Linked DNA regions of Mus musculus: region 1 is linked to region 2. A link is a loop called in an ENCODE intact Hi-C map of the cell type or tissue named here. Cell type or tissue: gastrocnemius. All regions are shown on one strand. Each heading gives the region's core, and the rest is flanking DNA. Links, peaks and the distances in the headings are about the cores only.

Region 1 (10,083 bases), core at 816-8,815, 77 kb after region 2:
TCTCCCGGCCGCTCTCCCGGCGCCGGCGGCGAGTGAGAGAAGGGAAGGATCCTGTCTTCTGGAAGGCAACCCTAACTTCAGGGTGAGACCTCACTGCAGGCTGGAGTAAGTGGGCCGGGACGCTCGGTGGTGCCGGCTACCTTCCCTGTCAGCTCACTGACGTGGTAACTAGCCTCAGTCTAGCCCGCTGCCTGGTAACTGCGAGAGTCCTGCCGCGCTCAGCCAATCAGAGCGTGGCACTCTGAAAAGTGGCATTCCGACTATCCAATCGAAGAAAGAAATTAGCTCTGGGAGGCGTGCAATGCCCAAAGAGACCAGATTACAAGGGAAAGAAGAGTAGGTAGGGGACAGCCAACGGATACGAGGATTCTCTGACTGACAGTTACAGAAGCCAATAAACAATGAAAAATTGTGCTGGGCGGTTGAAGAGGTGGGGTCAGATAGGGTTCGGTTGCAGTGCGCTGTTTAGCAGTGGCTGCTGGGCATCCTGGGCAGGAAGGCTATGATTTGCTGGAAAGGGGGCGGGGTCCGTTTTGAGAGCTTGAGCGGGCGACCCTACTCCCCCAACTTCATCCTACCAAAGTCACCTGGGCTTTACTACTTTAGGGATCGCTCTCTTTCCAGGCAGGTCTGGGGTTGAAACGCGTTCCTAAATCCGGCCCGTGCAATCTTGCCTACGCCCTCCTGTCTTCTGTGCCCCACTTGGGTATATGTGCCTGTCTCATCCTAACTCTGATTTTTGCATTTTCTACTCCATTCCTACCATCCAGAAATAGAGAAAATGGTAGCAGAAATCTTGGATACCTAATTAGAGTATCCTCATTTTCCAGACGTGGAAAGAGTTCTACCGAGGAAAGCTGGATCCATGCATAGCAGAGAAAAACATACACCTACCCCAGCCAATTCGGTGCGGAGAGTAAGGGGCATGGGGGTACTTAATACTTCTTTTTAAAAAGAAAGAATTTGTCTATTTTAAGATAATGCTCTTAGCCACTAAACCATCTCTCCAGCCTCCCTCAATACTTGGTATACCTTACTCCATAGGGCTATATGACTCTCAGTTCAGCCCTTCCTATTAAGCCTTGGACAAATCTTAATGAACGATTGGTGGAGGTGTATGAGGATCAAGTCTGAGGGCCTAATCTCACACCATTAGTCCACATCGTTAACAAAAAGAAGAAGAAGAAGAAGAAGAAGAAGAAGAAGAAGAAGAAGAAGAAGAAGAAGAAGAAGAAGAAGAAGAAGAAGAAGAAGAGGAAGAAGAGGAAGAAGAGGAAGAAGAAGAAGAAGAAGAAGAAGAAGAAGAAGAAGAAGAAGAAGAAGAAGAAGAAGAAGAAGAAGAAGAAGAAGAAGAAGATGATGATGATGATGATGATGATTTCCCATTTTCCTTCGAAATGCGGACAGGTGAGACTGGAAAGGAAGCTTAGCAGTTAAGTGTGCTTGCTGCTCTTCCAGAAGACCTGAGTTCAGTTCCCAGGATGTACATAGCACTATCTACTGTAACTCCAGCTCCAGAGGGATCCAACACTTTGGGCACATACTCACACAGAGACACGCGCGCTCTCGTGTGTGTGTGTGTGTGTGTGTGTGTGTGTGTGTGAGAGAGAGAGAGAGAGGGGGGGGGAGAGAGAGAGAGAGAGAGAGAGATCTTTCTGTAACCCTGGCTACTGACTGTCCTTGAAGCCCAGGCTGGCTTCAACCTCACAGAGATCTACCTGCCACTGCCTCCCAAATGCTGCACCACTATGCCAGGCACAGACACATACATTTCAAATAATAAAAAATAAATCTTTTGTTTGTTTGTTTTTCAAAACAGAGTTTCTCTGGGTAACAGCCCTGGCTGCCTGGCTGCCCTGGAATTCACTTTGTAGACCAGGCTGGCCTCGAACTCAGGTCTGTCTGCCTGCCTCTGCCTCTCAAGTGCTGGGATTAAAGTCATATGCTACCATGTCCAGCAAAGCAAACCTTTTCTAAGGCCATTGGAATGTGGCCTTGAAACAGGCACCCAAGGCATCCATAGGTTATGATCCTCTAATTTAAAAAACCATCAGAGCCAAATCCAATATGAAGAATCCCCCAACAACTCCCTGTGTCTATGCATTGGTCTTGGTCTCTAGGTCCAGCTAGGAACCTAAAGGAAGTCAGATGAAGATGATACGATCACCAAGGTATTTCATTCTATGATACCTCTGAGCCATTTTTCTCTTCGTTTGGTCTTTAGGGCTTCTCTCAGGTTGGAGAGCAAATAGGAAAACCCTGTAAGTAAACTAAAACTCCCTACTCTCCCCTCCCTATCTAGGTATGCCTCCAGACATTAGACATCTTAGAAGTATGTGATTATCAATTAAAGATGGAGAGAGAGACAGAGAGAAAGCAATCCCCAGCCCCTCACAGGTGCTACACATCATTTAACAGATAAAACAGGTTTTTTTTTTATTTATTTCAGTGCAACATTTATTGAGTTTCTTTTTCCTTCTCTCTCCAGCCCCTTTCGCTCCAGCCCAGAGATTTATTTATTTATTATATGTAAGTACACTGTAGCTGTCTTCAGACACACCAGAATCAGAGGGCATCAGATCCCATTACAGATGGTTGTGACCCACCATGTGGTTGCTGGGATTTGAACTCAGGACCTCTGGAAGAGCAGTCAGTGCGCTTAACCGCTGAGCCATCTCTCCAGCCCCCCATTTATTGAGTTTCTATATGCCTGTGAATAGAAAAAGAGGAAAGAAATGCTTCTTGTTCTCCTAAATTTTATTTTATACAAGTCAACACATCAGTTGATTCCTTCAATATGGAGGATGGAGTGATATCAAATCTATACATAAGGGGTCATGAGAGCAAGAAGCTACACCTTTGGCCAGCCTGGAAGTTCAGGCAAGGCTTCTCAGATAAAACAGAACCTAAGTGGAACTCAGAAATTAGGATCAGCAATATAACGACTGTTTTTGTTGTTGTTGTTGTTGTTTTTTGTTGTTGTTGTTGTTTTTTTTGTTTTTTGTTTTTGGTCAGGAAAAATTAGAGGTCGTTCAGGATGAACAAAACTGAAGATGAAGACAAATCAGGGCACTCAGTACAATGCACAGAGGTAGGATAATAGTTGAACGTTTAGGGCCAGCCAAAACCAGAGAGCTACAGAGCAAGACTCTATTGAAGGGGGGATTGGAAGTTCAGGTCCTGAAGATCAAATATGCCACATTAGGAAACTTTGACTTTCTCCTGAAGGCAGTAAAGAGAACTATCGTGCTTTAAAAATTGATACGTATGCTTAGATTCATCTTTGGAGCATACTGCACGGGGCTTAAGGACTCTCAGGGGCACTAAGTAACCCGCCTGTCATACTCCTTGGACACCTGTCCTGTCCCTTGCAAACACTTAATCCAAAAACGCCAACGCTACCCTTACCCACAGGACCAAATCTGTTGTCGTGGGAAACACGACACGGCTGAGGCCAGGAAAGCACAGCCCAGGCAAATTGATAACTGCAGCGTGAGAGGCCGAGTGCTCACACCTTTGAAGCACACAAGGCCAGACAGCCACTGGAAGCCAGGGAGGCATCGTTGTTACTTGTCCAAGGTCAGTGAGTGAGGGAAGATGCTGCTGTATACCACTTTGATTTCTCTCGTTCCAAATCCTGCTTTCTCCAAGTTATCTTCTTTAGGGGAGAAAAAAAAAAATAGAGATAGCTAAGGAGAGAAAGATAGGATGGAAAGGAGGGGTGGTCTTTAAAAAAGAAAGCCTTTCGAAGTGATAGAGTAGGGAGCAAAGCGGTGGTCAGAAGAAAAAAGGAAGGCGCACGAGGACTGGAATAGAGACAAAAGAGTGGAAAGACAGACAGCGACAAGTGGAGAAAATCGGCGAAACGAGCGGCAGCAAAGTGTGGGAGCTGAGACCCGACAGCCGGGTTCTCTGTCCCGCCTGACGGTCCTGCAGCCGTCTCCCCCGGCACTGCTTCTCGTGACTCCGGGGAGAGCCCAAGGCCTCAATTAGCCACAGTTCGGGCTGGACTCAGGGGCGACACGGACCACCGTACTTTTGCTAGCTTTGCCGAACCCGAGAGTCCCAGCTGGAGCGCAGTCCGGGCCACGTGGGGAGGGGGCGTTGCTCAGTGGATGGCAAACGCTTCTGATTGGCCATAGGGGCGGAGTTCTTGGCTGCCGGGTGGCAGGACCCCTCCCACTAAGGTGGGGCCTAAAGGTTCACAGCTGGAAAGGGAGGAGCAAGGGCGGCGCATCTGGAAAGGGGCGGGCCTGGGGCGCGCGGCATGCTGCGGCGGGCTGGGGGCGCCCTGGGTTGCCATAAAGTGAATGGGCGCCGGCGGGGGGTGGCACTGCACTGTGAGACTCACTCTCTCCTCCGCTAGCCTGGGAGAGCCCAGCGGAGCGGCCGCCCCAGAGCAGGGGGGCGGCCCCCACCCCGCAGGGTGCCTGGCCCCTGGCCCCTGCCTGCGCTCCAGAACGCCGCCGCCACAGCCACCACCCGGAGTCTGCCTGCTGCGGGACGCACTGTGAGTACTTGACCATGCAGGGAATAGGGGCTCAGGGGACCGAGGGACCAAGGCTGGTCCTGGGACTCCTAAAAGGAAACCTGGGGCGGTTGAACTCTGGTGTTTGGGGAATCGGTCAAAAGGGAAAAGGCGTATAGTAGCCCCGGGGCTGGGACATGGGAGAAGGGAAACTCTGAGGAAGGACGTGGGGGACTGAGAAGAGATTTAGGGGACTCAGAGAGAAGCCGAAGAACTGCACGAACCACAGAGTGGGTAGTCTGGAAACCTTTACCAGAGAGCACCTTGAAATCTAGGGGCAAGCGGCAAGGGCCAGAAGGTGATAAGGGTAGCCAACTGAGGAGAGGGCAGCGGTCGCTCAGCCTAAGGGCAACAGGCGGCTCGCAGCGCCACTTGGCCCAGGCTTAGACAGACTCCAGCGTCTGGAAGTAGGGGTGCGCGTAGTAGCTCATGCTTTCCTTCCCAGCTGCTCCGCAGTTGGAATTGGAGCCCTGTTGCGAGAGTCGCTACTGGGTCAGATGGCCGCTGCGAGCTACAGGGCCCAAGCTGCCAGCACAACGCGACACGACTGGCAGGTCTGTCGTGGGCCGTTTGGATCTGGAAGGGTCCAGATCTGGAGCCTCCTCGGAATCGGACAGAATGTCAGCGGCACGTGGGGTTTGGAACGGATAGAACGCTTGGGGCGGCAAAGTGGGTCTCTCTGGGGAGCAGACGATGTGTCCAGCAGTGGTGAACGGAATGTCCCTGGCCGACTGGCATGTCCACCTATCCGGCAGCGCCTGCCCAGCTGCGTTATGTGCCATGGGGTCGGCTCGGTGGGTCCCCTGAAATCCCAGCTCCCAGTTTTCAAACTTGATTTTGCCTCTCCTGCCCGTTTGGGCCTGAAAGGAGCTGGGAGAGTAAAGGGTGCAGCACGGCCTTGGGGCAGGGTTCCTCTGCAAGACAACCCCCGCTCCAGCTCAAAGAGATCAGGGCATCAGTAGACTTCCCCAATCCAAACTGAGGAAAGACTAAGCCCTACAAAGGGAAGACTAAGCTACAGGGTGCAGCAGCCGCAGGCCACTCACAAGCCTCCGAGGGGCTCAGTCCCCTCACAAACTCGAAGTCAACTGTTAGGCCTTCTTTCTTTCTTTCTAACCCTAATTCCAGTACAACTGACCGGATACCCTCAAATTCCTAGTCTGGTTGTTAGCCCACTCAAGGCTCCTTGACCAACTAAGAACCTTCCAGACAAGAAAATTTTAACCCTTTCACAAAGCAAAGCCTATGGTCTTGAGAAAGGGGCCGCTGAAATTCCGACTCTGTGGTCCCACGGGGTGCCTTTACTAGCCTCTCAGCCTGGCCAGGAAGAATGTCTCAGTTTGCTTTCTTTCTGGCTGAGGCTGATTCCTTTGGACCAATACAATGACCACACTCCCTGACCACCAACTCTAGCTAGAGCCCAGTTAGGCAGAAGAGGACAGAGCAAAGGGAACTCTGAATCTATTCTCGCAAACATGACAACTCAGCCAGGGGGTGAGTTTTCAGGAGGACTAACGCAAGGCACTGTTTAACAATGAGTTATCTTTTAAAGAAAGAAAGAAAGAAAGAAAGAAAGAAAGAAAGAAAGAAAGAAAGAGAGAGAGAGAGAGAGAGAGAGAGAGAGAGAGAGAAAGGAAGAAAGAAAGGGAGTGGGAGAGGAGGAGGCTACTTTTCTCATTCTCCACCCAAGAGTAAAATATAATTCTTATTTCTTACACGCCTACTTCCATTCCTCAGTCCTAAAGTTTTCTTAGGTACTGGCTAAGACCTTGTTCCTCATCTTTTATTTGTCCCTTGCTCTCCTTGATAAATAGAAAACCATGCCTCAACTGCTCCCATCTCATTATCATACAGGTCTCAGGGTTTTATGCTCCCGTTGCTTTGGGAAAAAAAAGAAAAAAAAATCACTGAAACTATCCAGGAAATGAAAGACTCCATGTTAGAGAAGAAAGAAAGAAGGCATTACAGCTGGTTCTTTGAAAACTCAAAGTTCTGCTTTCACCAAAGAGATGATAGATAGATAGATAGATAGATAGATAGATAGATAGATAGATAGATAGATAGATAACATCATAACAAAGATAACTAAAAAGAAAATCCGCCATTCTTGCATGAAACCATGTAGCCGAGTGTGTAACTGACCAGCAGCTCTTAGGGAAGATGTTACAGGCCTAGAGAAGTCAGAGAGTGGAGCTGGGAGTATAGCTTAGTGAGAAAGTATTTGCACAACATATCCAAGGTCCTGGGTTCCAGAGAGAAAAACAGAGACAGAGGCAGAGAGACAGACAGAGACAGAGAGACAGAGGCAGAGAATAGTTGACATGGGGAACCAGGAATGCAGCCAGGGAAGAGTGACAGAAAGTTTAGGTGCAGCAGGATGAAAATCTACAACACAAAAAGACCTACATGAGCAGAAGACTTTACTTGCTGAACTCCTGAAACTGGAGATGGGGTTGGGAGTGGGCGGCTTACAAGCTTAGGAAACTGTGCTTGGGTCCTGTGGACAGCTAACTTCCAGAGCTCCTTTTCAGAGAAGCAATAGAGGCAGTTGAGTAGAACTGGATCTTAAGAGGGCTTCTGGCAATCAGTACGTGTCAGTCACTCATAGCTGCAGTGTGGCGTGGAAGACCAGAAAAATAGCAGAACTCGGTTCAAACCTCTTGGTTCTGTGCAACCTGGGACTATTTCCTGCCTTCTTGGAGATATAAGCAGGGATAGACACCCCTGCCACTCGGGGGCCTGTGGGTTAAATGAAGCATATCAGTCACGTATAGAAGGAAAGCTCTTTGTAAACGGAGGGACACTGGAAGAAGCCTCGTGGCTATTATTCTGCCCAAACTGCAGTCCCCGTGACCATAGCATCTTTCTTTGGAAGGCAAGGGCTTTTGCCTTAGAGTAGTCTGATCATACCCTTGATCCAGCTACAGCCAGACTCTTAAGGAGAGATGGAACATCTTCCCTGGAGTTCCAGTGTCAGCTATCACCCCTATCCCTCTCTGAGAACATGAGGAGTTCCCCACTGTATATTCACCTTTCTACCAAATAGCCTGATCTGAACTCTGCCTGTCCACTGCTCGAGAATGTCAATGAGAGCCTAGGATCTAGGTCTAGGAAGAGAGGGCAGGGTGCAAGGTCTGAGGCTGAACTACAGTGATCAAAGCATGTCGAATCCTTCCTTCCCCATTTTTTGACTGACGCTTGCTAGAGTATGGGAGAGGGGGATGAGAGCTAACCAAAAGGAGGTATTAGAATCTGAGCTTTAGAGGACTTACAGTGTGCACAGTAATTGATAGTGGCCTGTAAGTGTGATGGGGGGCGGGGAGAGGGAGAGAACTATGGTAAGAGACATATGTGATGTACAAGACTCTCCCCATCCTTCCACCTCAAGACCATCTTTAACTTTCTGATTACTTGTAACAGGGCCTCCTTATGTAGCCCAGGCTGGCCTTGAACTGGAAACTTCTGGCCTCAGTGCCTCCTCCCCAATGCTGCCTGGCATGGTTTCGACCTTCTTTACAAATCTGTTCCCCAGCCTGATCCATTCTAGTTACCACTGCAAATAAAGGTCACAAAGATGTCACTTTTGTATGTCATCTGCTTGTATGTCCTCGGGCTTGCAGTAACGCTTCTTGGTGTGGAGCTAGGAAGGCAGTCCAGGAATAGGACGGCAATGGGCTGGCCACGGTCTGTCTTCCTTAAGACTGGGGCCAGGTGTGTATATGGACATGGTGTGCTTTATGAAATAGGATGCAAAATCGATTAGAAGTCTTAAAATTAAGCTGGGGGTGGGGCTAGGGATGTGCCTCAGGTAGCTTAGTGGTAGTAGACTGTTCACCTAGCGTGTGCAAGGGGCCCGACTGTTTGCCTGGCGTGCGCAAGGGGCCTGGTTCCATCCCCAGTACATGGAAATGAACATGCAGGTTACATAAAATCAAGCTAGAGATCTCACAGATTCTTCATATTCGTTGCTGCTGTTTCATCCCTGCCCCTATTTTCATATATGGGTTCCCTATATAGCCCAAGACCAAGCTAGATTTAAACTCTTGATCTTCCCGCCTCAGCCTCCTGAGTGCTGGGATTATAGGCATATGTCACCACACCCTGAATGTAGGAGATGCTTTTAACAGAAAAGCCACGAACAGTCTAGCCTTTACACTAAATCCGAATCAGCAATTACCTCTCATCACGACTCCTCAACTGAAGACCTTCTTTCCTGCTGGACTCTCATGGTCCACAGTAAGCCTCTGATCAAATGAGGCTCTGCAGTGCCCTTTAAATACTCTCAACAGTTGTGGGCTGTTTAGAAGACCCTGACCCTTCTCTTTCTCCTCAACCCCCATATCAATGATGTGCCTGCATCCTCTGAGCCCCCCAACACTTGATACCTCTAATCTCCCACACCTGAGAGTAAGATCTATATGCTCCGTTATTTTCATCCTATATTCCGTTTGCCTCCCTAGACTGTGAGAAAGTTAAAGTTAGTGGATTTCAGTCCCTGGGGATGCCTCTTCGTGAACACATATAATGCCTTATCAAAGAAGGAAGTGAGGGATGGGCACTGAAAAGTATGTATAACTCCTTCTCTGATCCCCAATACACCCCCTTTGATAACATGAATACATCAAATCCTGCCTCCACCTGAGGTGCAGGGGTTTCGTCCCGAAGCTGTGGGCACACATCTGTTCTCTGCTGCACAATCTGTCCTCCGCTGCACACTTGCAGTTCAGCAGACCGGAGTCTGGACACTGTGTACCTCCAGTGAATAGAAGAAGGATGTATCCATCCCAGGGGTTCGCTTCAGCCTCAGGATGTGCGATGGCACTGTACTTGTTCAGGACCTTGGTTTTCACCTGTTCCCAGTTTACTGTTTTGCTAAGCAGAGCCATAGATCACAATCCTGGTCCCGCTTGTCTCCCTCCTCATCCGCTGCCTCCAAGATGAAGATTTCTCCCATTCCTTCCCTGCTCGTTCCTCCTGCTTCAGGCACTGATGTTTCAATTTGTCTTGGATTCTGCCTGTGGCCTTGATCTACTCCTCTGGACTGTAAGCAGGTTCCATGAGAGTTGCCTTCTTGCAGTGAGCTTTCATTCCTTGGGAACCACAGATACACACCCCCCCTCAGTGTGACTTCTTTAGCCTATGGTCTGTGCCTTGCCCTTAATGTCTTATGACTATTGTGTTCTTGCTTGTCCATAATAGACCTTTTGTACTTTGAAATCAAGACATACCTGAAGGTCTTCTATTTCCCCTAGGCCTGAGCTAGCCACCATAATGCCAGTGAAGTTTGGACCTCACATCCCAAGCACAATGTGGCAGAAAGAATAGGGGTGGCCAGACAAACCCTCGATACATCTAGATACATCACCAGTTATCTCTTGGCTATGTCTGGCCCTGCCAGCATCACCCAGTCCTGCTGCTTCCACACTGCTGTTTATCCCTAACTATCCACTGAGTGAGATGAAGTCCCTGGCCCCTGGCCCAACTCCCCAGCTTCCTGGCCTCTCCCGGTTTGGGGGAGCTTAATCCTCAGCCAGCCTGTCTCCAACTCAGATAAC
Region 2 (10,083 bases), core at 1,459-9,458:
CAAAGAGTATACATGGCTCCAGATGCATGTGTAGTAGAGGATGGCCTTAGCTAGCATCGACGGGAGGGGAGGCCCTTGGTCCTGTGGAGGCGTGATGCCCCTGCATAAGGGGATGCTAGAGGGGTGAGGTGGGGTAGATGAATGGGTGGAGGTGCACCCTCATAGAGGCAAAGAGGAGGAGGGAGAGAGGAATGAGATGGGGGGGGTGTGGAGGGGTAACCAGGAAGGAGAACATCATTTTAAATGTAAAGGAATAAAATGATTAATAAAAAGATTATGTTACATTACAAAAAAACCCCTCAATGAGAAATGTTGGAACAGAACATCCAAATACAAAATATTTAAACCTTCCATTCCAACCAACACCAGTTAAGCAGAGATCTTGGTAAGAACTGAGCATGATGACTCATGGCTATAATTCCAGCACTTGGGAGGCAGAGGCAGCACAGTCTAGACAGCATAGGCTACATAGCCAGGTTAAGGACAGCGCAGACTACATGACAAGATCTTGTCTCAAAACAACAAAAAGATCAGAAGTTAAAAACTACACATCTATAAATATTTCAAAAAAAAAAAAAGAAAATGGGATGGGGAAAAGGTCAAGTGAACTCAGATATTAAATCAAAACATAATCTGTGCCTTTAATTTCTGAGTTCAAGACCAGCTGGTCTATATAGTGAGATCCAGGTCTAACAAAGCTACATAGTAAGACCTTGTCTTGAAACAAGGAAACAAACAAACACACAGATAAATATTCATAAACTAAACTTGTTCAAAAATAAAAACAGCTGGATGTGATGGTGCTCACTTGTGTAACAGCTGGATGTGATGGTGCTCACTTGTGTACAGCTGGATGTGATGGAGCTCACTTGTGTACAGCTGGATGTGATGGTGCTCACTTGTGTAACAGCTGGATGTGATGGTGCTCACTTGTGTAACAGCTGGATGTGATGGTGCTCACTTGTGTAACAGATGGATGTGATGGAGCTCACTTGTGTACAGCTGGATGTGATGGAGCTCACTTGTGTAACAGCTGGATGTGATGGAGCTCACTTGTGTACAGCTGGATGTGATGGAGCTCACCACTTGTGTACAGCTGGATGTGATGGAGCTCACTTGTGTAACAGCTGGATGTGATGGAGCTCACTTGTGTAACAGCTGGATGTGATGGAGCTCAGTTGTGTACAGCTGGATGTGATGGTGCTCACTTGTGTAACAGCTGGATGTGATGGTGCTCACTTGTGTAACAGCTGGATGTGATGGTGCTCACTAGTATAACAGATGGATGTGATGGAGCTCACTTGTGTAACAGCTGGATGTGATGGAGCTCACTTGTGTAACAGCTGGATGTGATGGAGCTCACCACTTGTGTACAGCTGGATGTGATGGAGCTCACTTGTGTAACAGCTGGATGTGATGGTGCTCACTTGTGTAACAGCTGGATGTGATGGTGCTCACTAGTGTAACAGATGGATGTGATGGAGCTCACTTGTGTAACAGCTGGATGTGATGGAGCTCACTTGTGTAACAGCTGGATGTGATGGAGCTCACTTGTGTAACAGCTGGATGTGATGGAGCTCACTTGTGTAACAGCTGGATGTGATGGAGCTCACTTGTGTACAGCTGGATGTGATGGAGCTCACTTGTGTAACAGATGGATGTGATGGAGCTCACTTGTGTAACAGATGGATGTGATGGAGCTCACTTGTGTAACAGATGGATGTGATGGTGCTCACTTGTGTACAGCTGGATGTGATGGTGCTCACTTGTGTACAGCTGGATGTGATGGTGCTCACTTGTGTAACAGCTGGATGTGATAGAGCTCACTTGTGTAACAGCTGGATGTGATGGTGCTCATTTGTATAACAGGACTTAGGAGGCAGAGGCAAGCAAGGGTCCGTAAGTCTGGGACCAGCCCAGTCTATACAGTAAATTCCAGCTTTACTGAGGCTATAAGACCCTGTCTCAAAACAAACAAACAAACAAACACAAAACCAAAACCAGACAAACACAAAGGATAAAGAGATGGCTCCGTTAGTAAAACACTTCCTATATAAGGGTGAGAACCTGAGTTTGGACATCAGCACTTCGGGCGAGTGTGGAAGTCTGCCTGTAGTCACAATACTCAGGAGTCAACCACAGGGGATCCCCAGACCAAGCTGGCTGGCTAGCCTAGCCAAATCAGCAAATTCTGGGTTCTAGTGAGAGACCTGCCCTAACATATAAGGTGGAGAGCAACTCAAGAAGCTGTCTTTACCTGACGTCAGCCTTTGGCGTCCACACACATGTGCTCATACATATGAATAAACATGCTTATACAAGCACATCACACAGAGACATACATAAATTAGACATAGGGGATGTAGCCCAATTGGTAGAATACTTGCCTACCATGCATACAGCCCTGGGTTTGATCCTCAGTATCACATAAACAAGGTGTGGTGTTGCACACTTGTAATCCTAATACTCACTCAAGAGGTAGAGGCAGGGGGATTAGAAGTTCAAAGTAATGAGCTGAAGCCATTGCTTGCTCAGTGGTTAAGAGAACTCACTGGCTACTCTGCTATAGACCTTAGGTTGCATTTTCAGCACCCACATGGCAGCTCACAACCATCTGTGACTTCAGTCCCAGGGGATCTAATACTCTCATCTGGATGCCAAGGGCACTACATGAACATGGTACACAGATATACATGCAGGCAAAATACCTGTACATATCAAGTTTATAATTTTTAAAAGGAAATTCAATTTAATCTCTGGTTATAAAGAAGTTTGAAGCCAGCTGTAGTTACAAGGGACCCTGTATTTAAAAAAAAAAAAAAAAAAAAAAAACCCAACAAGAACAATCAAGCTAGGTATGGTGGAGCACGTTTGTAATGTCAGCATTCAAGAGTGCTAAGGCAGGAGGATGTTAGGTTTCATCCACGCTAGGCTGGGATACATGGCAAGACCTTGTTTCAAATACAAACCCACACCAATGTTCATAGCAATTCTAGTAGTAAACTGGAGCGTCCAAGTATCCTTGTTGGGTGGATAAAGTATGCTGCATACACAGAGTGGACTATGACTCAGCAGTAAAAAGGGAACTGCTGACACACAGTAGCCCATGTAAATCCCAAGGGCATCATGGTAAATAATGAAGCAGGTTCAGAAGATTACACACTGTATATGATTCCCTTCATATGAGCTTATTGATAAAACCACGTGAAGGACAGCAGACTAGTGGCTGAAGAGGGAAGGCAGAGGAAGTCTGCTATTTTAGATCCCGTCTGTAGTGGCAGTTACATAAATCCATTGTTAAATTTCACAGCTGTATGTATGTATCAAAAAATTTTTTTTGAATTATACAAATTTTTTTTTTTTAAAGATTTATTTATTTATTTATTATATGTAAAGTACACTGTAGCTGTCTTCAGATGCACCAGAAGAGGGCATCAGATCTCATTACGGGTGGTTGTGAGCCACCATGTGGTTGCTGGGATTTGAACTTCCGACCTTCGGAAGAGCAGTCGGGTGCTCTTACCCACTGAGCCATCTCACCAGCCCACAAATTTTTTTTTTACTAAATTAAATGAAAAAAAAGGTCAGGTTGAGATAATCTTAGCCTTTTAACTCTTGCCTAGTGTCCAAGGCCAGCATCCACGTGATATGGCCCAGTAGCAAGCTCTAAGGTGAATGTCTGAATATGAAAGTGGAACTCAATTCAAAAATGCTTTTTCTCTCAAGAGTTTGTGGAAAGGCCAAGCTGGCATGCATGGAAAGTCTAAATTCCTCTCTTTCTTGGGCTTTTTAAATCACGTATAAGAAAAGATTCAGAGTTGGAAACTTCCTTTTGAAATCTTCAGTTGAAGCTGCCCTTGAAGAAACAAATTATAGCTGGGTGTAGTGATATACACCTTTAATCCAAGCACTTGGCAGGCAGAGGCAGGTAGATCTCTGTGAGTTTGAGGCCATCCTAGTCTACATGATGAGTTCCAGGACAGACAGAGATAGAGAAAGAGACCCTGTCTGGAAAAACAAACAAACAAACAAAACAAAACAAAACATAAGCAAGCAGATTACAAAGTCAGCACTTAAAAGGCAGAGGCAGCTGAGTCTCTGTGAGTTCCAGGCCAGCCTTATCTACAGAGTTCCGTTGCAGGCGGCCAAGGCTACACATACACAGTAAGATTCTGTTGAAAGGAGAGGGATGAGAGGAGAAAGGGAGGGAAGGAGAGAGAGAAAACGTAAGATTATACTTGTATTGGTTTCAATTGGGCTGAACACAGAGTACTGAGTCCTCTAGCTTCAGACATTCAGACCTTCAGTTTCCTGCTTTAGCTGCTAGCATATGAGGATTAAAAATCCTATGGCTTAGTTAAAACAAAAGTATCCAAAAAATAGAACTGGGCCAAGAATTAATCCAGCACTCAAGAGGCACAGCAGGAGGAACTGTGTGTTGAAGGCTAGCCTAGTCTACATAGCAAGTTCCAGGGCAGCCAGAGCTATATAGTCTCAAAAAACCGGGACAAAACAAAATAATAATAATAAAAAATTTACAGGGCATAATGTAGCCCCATGTTTGACACACAGGGTACCAAATTTACCTGGCTCAGAGCCTTTGGCAATATTAACTTTACTAAGGAACATACTGACTCAATTGCTGGAGGATAAAAGGTAGAGAGGTAGAATCAACTGTAAGGAAAGACTTTTTACCTGCACATAGCCTCCTGCCCCTCATTAAATAGTATTTGCTACATAAAAACATTTTTTAATCTGCTTTAAATAATCAGGCTACTATGTATACACACTTAGCGTCCTGGACTCATAAAAGTCTCTAATCCAGCATACATATGATTCGTCCTGAGTTCTCCTGGCAAAGTCTCAGCCTCTCAGGGGGTTGGCATCAAATGCAGAAGCTGGAGTAGGGTTTCAAACACCTGTTTCAGTTTTTTAAGTGTCCAGTTCAGGCCACTGTGCTCTGGCAACAGGGACCCTGGTGATGTGGCTGCTTCTCTCCTGCCAAGTCCTCAAATTAAAGAGCCCAGTCCCTCCGGGAAGAAAAAGAAGAGCTTGGGGGTGGGAGGAGCCATGAAGAATTGTTTCTTTTTTGAACTAAACAGATGCTCCTTATGAGGCGATGATTCTACTCTTACCTGTTTATCCAAGAGAAACTAAAACAGCTAACAAAGAGAAATATTTATAGTGGTCATAATCCTAAACTGGAAACAATGGAAAAGTCTTTCAGTAAGAGATTAGATATACTTTCTTTTGATATATCTAGCCATATAATTATTAAATACTGTCTAGGGGCAAAAAAGCAAAAGAAATACTGATCTAGTAACAGATCTAAAGTCCAAAACTATGCTAAACTTGAAGAAATGAAATACAAGCCACCCATGAATTCCATCTGCATGAAATCTCAAAACAAAACTAATCTATTGTGACAGGACATAAATCGTTTTAATATAGGGTGTACAGTGTGACTCAAAGAGGGCATGAGGGAACCTTGGGGAGTGATGAACATGTTCTGTGTCTTCTTTCTGATACCATTTTTGAGTCAAAGTCTCTTTATGTTGCCAAGATTAGCCAGGAATTTACTATTAGCCTAAGCTCATCTCAAACTTGGAATCCTGCCACTTCAGTCTCCAAGTGTTGGAATTCCAAGCCAGGTCTGCATCATCATGTCCAGCTGTAACTTTTCTTAAAATTTTAACTTCTGTTTAGTAGTTATATGGTTTATACGATACCAAAACTTATTAACTGAATGTTGAAATTTTGTAGATTTCATTGTATGTTAATTACACCTAAAAAAAAAACAAAAAGAGAATGGTATGTGTTTGTGTGTATGTGTGTGTGTGTGTGGGTTGTTGGTAGAGAACTTGTCTAACACAAGTTAGATTTTGGTTTGCCCTTCCCCTAACAACAACAAATTCGTTAACTAATTAATTCATTAATAAGTATCAGGAGCATTGGGGTGAGTCTCCCTAGTTGGAATAAGAATAAAGACAGAAGAGAGACAAATTTGCCTCCCAACCCACCATCCTGGTAGCATAGGTTCAATAGCTGCCCCTTTAACATTTTGGGGAAAATAAGTGATTTTCTTTCTTTTTAAAATTAATTTTGGGGCTGGTGAGATGGCTCAGCGGTTAAAAGTGCCGACTGCTCTTCCAAAGGTCCTGAGTTCAAATTCCAGCAACCACATAGTGGCTCACAACCATCCATAACGAAATCTGATGCCCTCTTCTGGAATGTCTGAAGACAGCTACAGTGTACTTATATATAATAAATAAATAAATAAATGTTAAAAAATTTTTAATTCTTTTTAATTGTATGTATTATGAACACAGGTACTCATGAAGTCCAGAAGAAAGCTTTGAATCCCTTGGACTCTTAACTTATCGTTTGTTGTTTGAGACAATCTAAAGTAGCTCAGGAGGCCTCCAGCTGCCTAAGGCCTAGCATGAGCCCAAGCTGTGAGCCTTCAGTCTCTGCCTCTAGAGTGTCTGGGATTACAGGCCTGTGTGCCTGTACCACCTGACGATAGGCTCAGTGGGTAAGGGTACTTGCCAAGACTAATGACCTCAGTACTACCCCTGGAACATACTTGTAAGGGTGAATCAACCCTAGCAAGCTTCCCTCTCACCTTAGCATGCATGCCTAAGACCTATACACATAATAAGCGAATGTAGTTAGAATATCTTTAAAAAAAGAAAACCCCTAACTTACACTGATGAGTATGTCAAGCTCTGGCCTGCACTGATGTGACCTGGTTTCCCTGTAAAATGTAGTAAGTAGCCAAGTGAGATGTACACCTATACTTTCAGCATTTGGGAGGCTGAGGAAGGCTGAAAGTTCAACATCAGCCTGGGAAACACAGCAAGACTATCTGACAAAAATTCCAGAAGGTAGATTGTAGATGAAACAAACATGTATCAAGTATGCACTATGTGCAAAGTATATACTATGGTAGGCATTTTATACATTATCTCATTTAACTCTCAAAAGAACTATAGAAGGCATGCTTGCTAGAGATTGGATTTGAACCTACGTCTACCTGACTTCAAAGTCTATACCCTTCTCTACAGCCATCTGGCAGCAAATGAGCTGGAGCTCCAGAGCTCAAAGAGAGGCCTTGTGGAATCTTAGCATTTTTTTTTTCTTCTTATATTTAACTCATTTTATGTTTTTAGGTAACTCTTGGCATTAAACAAAAGAAAGGGTTAAACCTACAGTTAGGAAGAGGAAATTCCCTGGAAAATTGAAACACATGCTGTGGCTCTGACTCAATTTCACACCATTTGGTTGAGCAACATCCATAGTGCGTGTGAGAAAAACTCCTCCCTCCCAGCCTCCCACCCCATGCTTTCCGCATCCCCTCACCTGCTGCCTTCCTTCAGAATAAGTGAGGGACAGGAAGGGAGGAAGACTATACATCTGCACTTGGTGCACACTTAAGCTGAAGGTTAGCAAGCTCAGGGGAGGAAAAAGTACGATGTGTTAAAAGAAAAAGTATGTACTCTCTCATTTCTACGTAGACCAGCATAGGATGGAAGTCTTACGATGATCTGTAATGAAGGAAGGGGAGAGACTTCTGTTGGGGAGGTGAGGGGGAGGCTGTCTTCCTGGAGAGTAGGCAGATCTCACAACAAAGCCCATCTACACCTGTTTCCTTGCCTGCTATTTTATACTCAAATGAACTCTGTATTTCTGTCCATGGGAGTTATGCTTCACCCAGGACAGCAATGGGAAAATGATACACTAAAAAGTCTTCCTTTGCTGCCTTTTTCAAACAGATTTTTGCTCATAACAATAAATATAGCTATTTGGTAGTAGCAGTTGACCAGATGACAGAGTCTTACAGGAATCTAGACTATGGTAGGATCTACACAGATACCAGGAAAAATAAAAGGAAGAAGGAAAGGGCAAATTAGCAAATGCTATTTTGGGAGTTTCCAAAGCCTAATCTATATTATGCTACCTGATAGGAAGCAGACCTTGGATCTGGAATTGACAGGATTTAGCATTTCATGCCTATGTACTAAAAATGCCTTGAAGCTTTTGTTTCCCCAGTCTGGAGATATGAATTGTCATGTACAAAGTTGACCCTGCTGGAAAAAGACACCATAAGGGAAAAAGCTCCAAAGACTGAACTATTATGAGCATATAATAAAACAACTACAGGAATACAGGAGAAGGTAGCCAGTAGTAGTAAAGCAAGAAGAAATTTAGCTGGATGCAATCATCTCAAAGTAAACAAAGAAAATAAAATTATAATGGAGAAAATGTTATTTGTATTGGCCACCAAAATTACACACACACACACACACACACACACACACACACACCACAGGGATTGGGGGGATGGCTCAGCAGTTACAAGTGCTTCCTGCTCTTCCAAAGGACCTGACTTTGATTCCCAGCCCCCACATCAGATAGCTCACAACAGCCTGTCACTCCAATTTCATGAGATCTGATGCCCTCTGCCGACTCTGTGCCTGCACTCATACATACAAGCATAGGCATATATTTGAAAAAGCTTAATTAGAAATAGACATAAATGGGGAAGAACTGCCACCTTGATTGTTTTGTTTTGTTTTGTTTTTGAGACAGTCTTTCACTGGGCCCTGAGCTCACAGTTTTATTAAAACTGTTGCCCAGGCTGGATCTCCACTCACGTGACTCTCTTGTCTCAATCTTACAACTATCTGGTGAAGGCTGTGCCTCCATATGTGGCTAATTAAAGTTTGGCATTTTGCTTGGTGCTTGTGCCCTAACCCTGAGCTCCATCCCCAGTCTCACAGTTTTAAAACTGGCTCACTCATAACCTAACTGATGGTTCTGTTTCTAATACTTTTTGAATACTCACTAGCAATGTGATAAAAATGTAAAAGAAAGAGATAAAATTACTACATATAAGCTGTCTATGTCTTTAGTCAAAAGCTAAAGAACTGAAAAACAAACAAAAATCCAGAGGGAAGGAAAAGAGGCTTGAATTTAATTTTAGGAGTATAACCTAAACACACAAGTTGGTTACAGTGATGCACACTTGTAATCCCAGCACTTGGGAGAGGGCACCAAGACTAGAAGCTCAAGTCTAATCTAGGCTGAATGACAATCTCACCACCAAACTGAACTATATGAGATCTTGCCTCAAGAAAAATAAATAAAACCACAGAAACAAGGGACTTTGTCTTTGAATGAATTAGATAAAAGGAATGAAGAAAAGGAGGCTAGCGCTACCTTCTAGTAAAAGAGGACATATTATTGTTACCATAATGTGCCATCACCCCTATTGTAAATTAGTCCATGGTACAAAGGTTTATAATGGTGTGAATGAGAAGCACAGTTTCATCTGTTGACTGCTTGCTCCTGAGGACAGTGCTTCTTTGACAAGCTCAGGAGGTGAGACATAGCTGGAGGAAGCAGTGAGGCTTTGAATTTATCTAATTCTCAGTCTCTTAGCCCTTCTCTGCTTCCTATCAGCTATTAGGTGAATAGTTTTCCGCCTCCATGTCTCCCCACTACTGTAAGGTTTCACCTAACTAAGGACTCAAAGACAAGGGCTAGAAATCTTTACAATAAAAATAAATCCTTTTTCCCCTCTATAATCTTCTCCTTAAAAAAAAAAAAGATTTATTTATTTATTTTATATATGAGTACACTGTCGCTGTCTTCAGACACCAGAAGAAGGCATTGGCTCCCATTACAGATGGTTGTGAGCCACCGTGTGGTTGCTGGGAATTGAACTCAGGACCTCTAGAAGAGCAGTCAGTGCTCTTAACCACTGAACCATCTCTCCAGCCCCCTGTGATCTTCTCTTAGGTATCTTGGTCAAGCTATGAAAAAGTCAGTAACATACCAGGTCTTGTTTCCATGGTAATAAAACTGATGGCCTCAGAATCTAAGCCTGGCTTTCCTACAGCTCATGTTCTCAGTTTCAATGAAGGGACCAGCCTTGACATCTTATTTCCAGAACTAATCTCTTTTTTCTTGTATTTCCATACAGTGCTCTTGCTTTAGTCTAAAATGCTACAGTATAGTCTAATGTATACCTAATTGATGTTTATAAGCTCCTGGAGGACAGAGAGGGACAAGGAGCAC

The links. Hi-C counts contacts between places; a loop is a spot of excess contacts. Peaks named below come from ENCODE experiments on the same cell type or tissue, not always from the same donor. Only the 100,000 strongest peaks of a DNase experiment are listed, where the experiment ranks them.
Region 1: it touches region 2 in a loop (2.3-fold over the local background); 1 of 42 quality-filtered maps calls a loop at or near these places.

Annotation. Positions count from the first base shown.
Region 1 is chr19:46,142,628-46,152,710 of GRCm38, reverse strand. Pitx3 (paired-like homeodomain transcription factor 3) reads left to right here and starts at 4,386. Exons shown (of 4, transcript NM_008852.4): 1 at 4,386-4,510. Gbf1 (golgi-specific brefeldin A-resistance factor 1) reads right to left here and starts at 153. Exons shown (of 40, transcript NM_178930.3): 1 at 1-153. In gastrocnemius, for the core only: no CTCF peak of the experiment used is centred there; DNase peaks (open chromatin) are centred at 4,151, 4,329 and 5,000; H3K4me3 peaks cover 2,597 bases; H3K27ac peaks cover 2,442 bases.
Region 2 is chr19:46,220,553-46,230,635 of GRCm38, reverse strand. All of the region lies in intron 3 of Gbf1 (golgi-specific brefeldin A-resistance factor 1), which reads right to left. Among named protein-coding and RNA genes, the nearest start is that of Gbf1, 73 kb to the right of the region's middle. In gastrocnemius, for the core only: no CTCF peak of the experiment used is centred there; a DNase peak (open chromatin) is centred at 4,893; H3K4me3 peaks cover 216 bases; H3K27ac peaks cover 3,832 bases.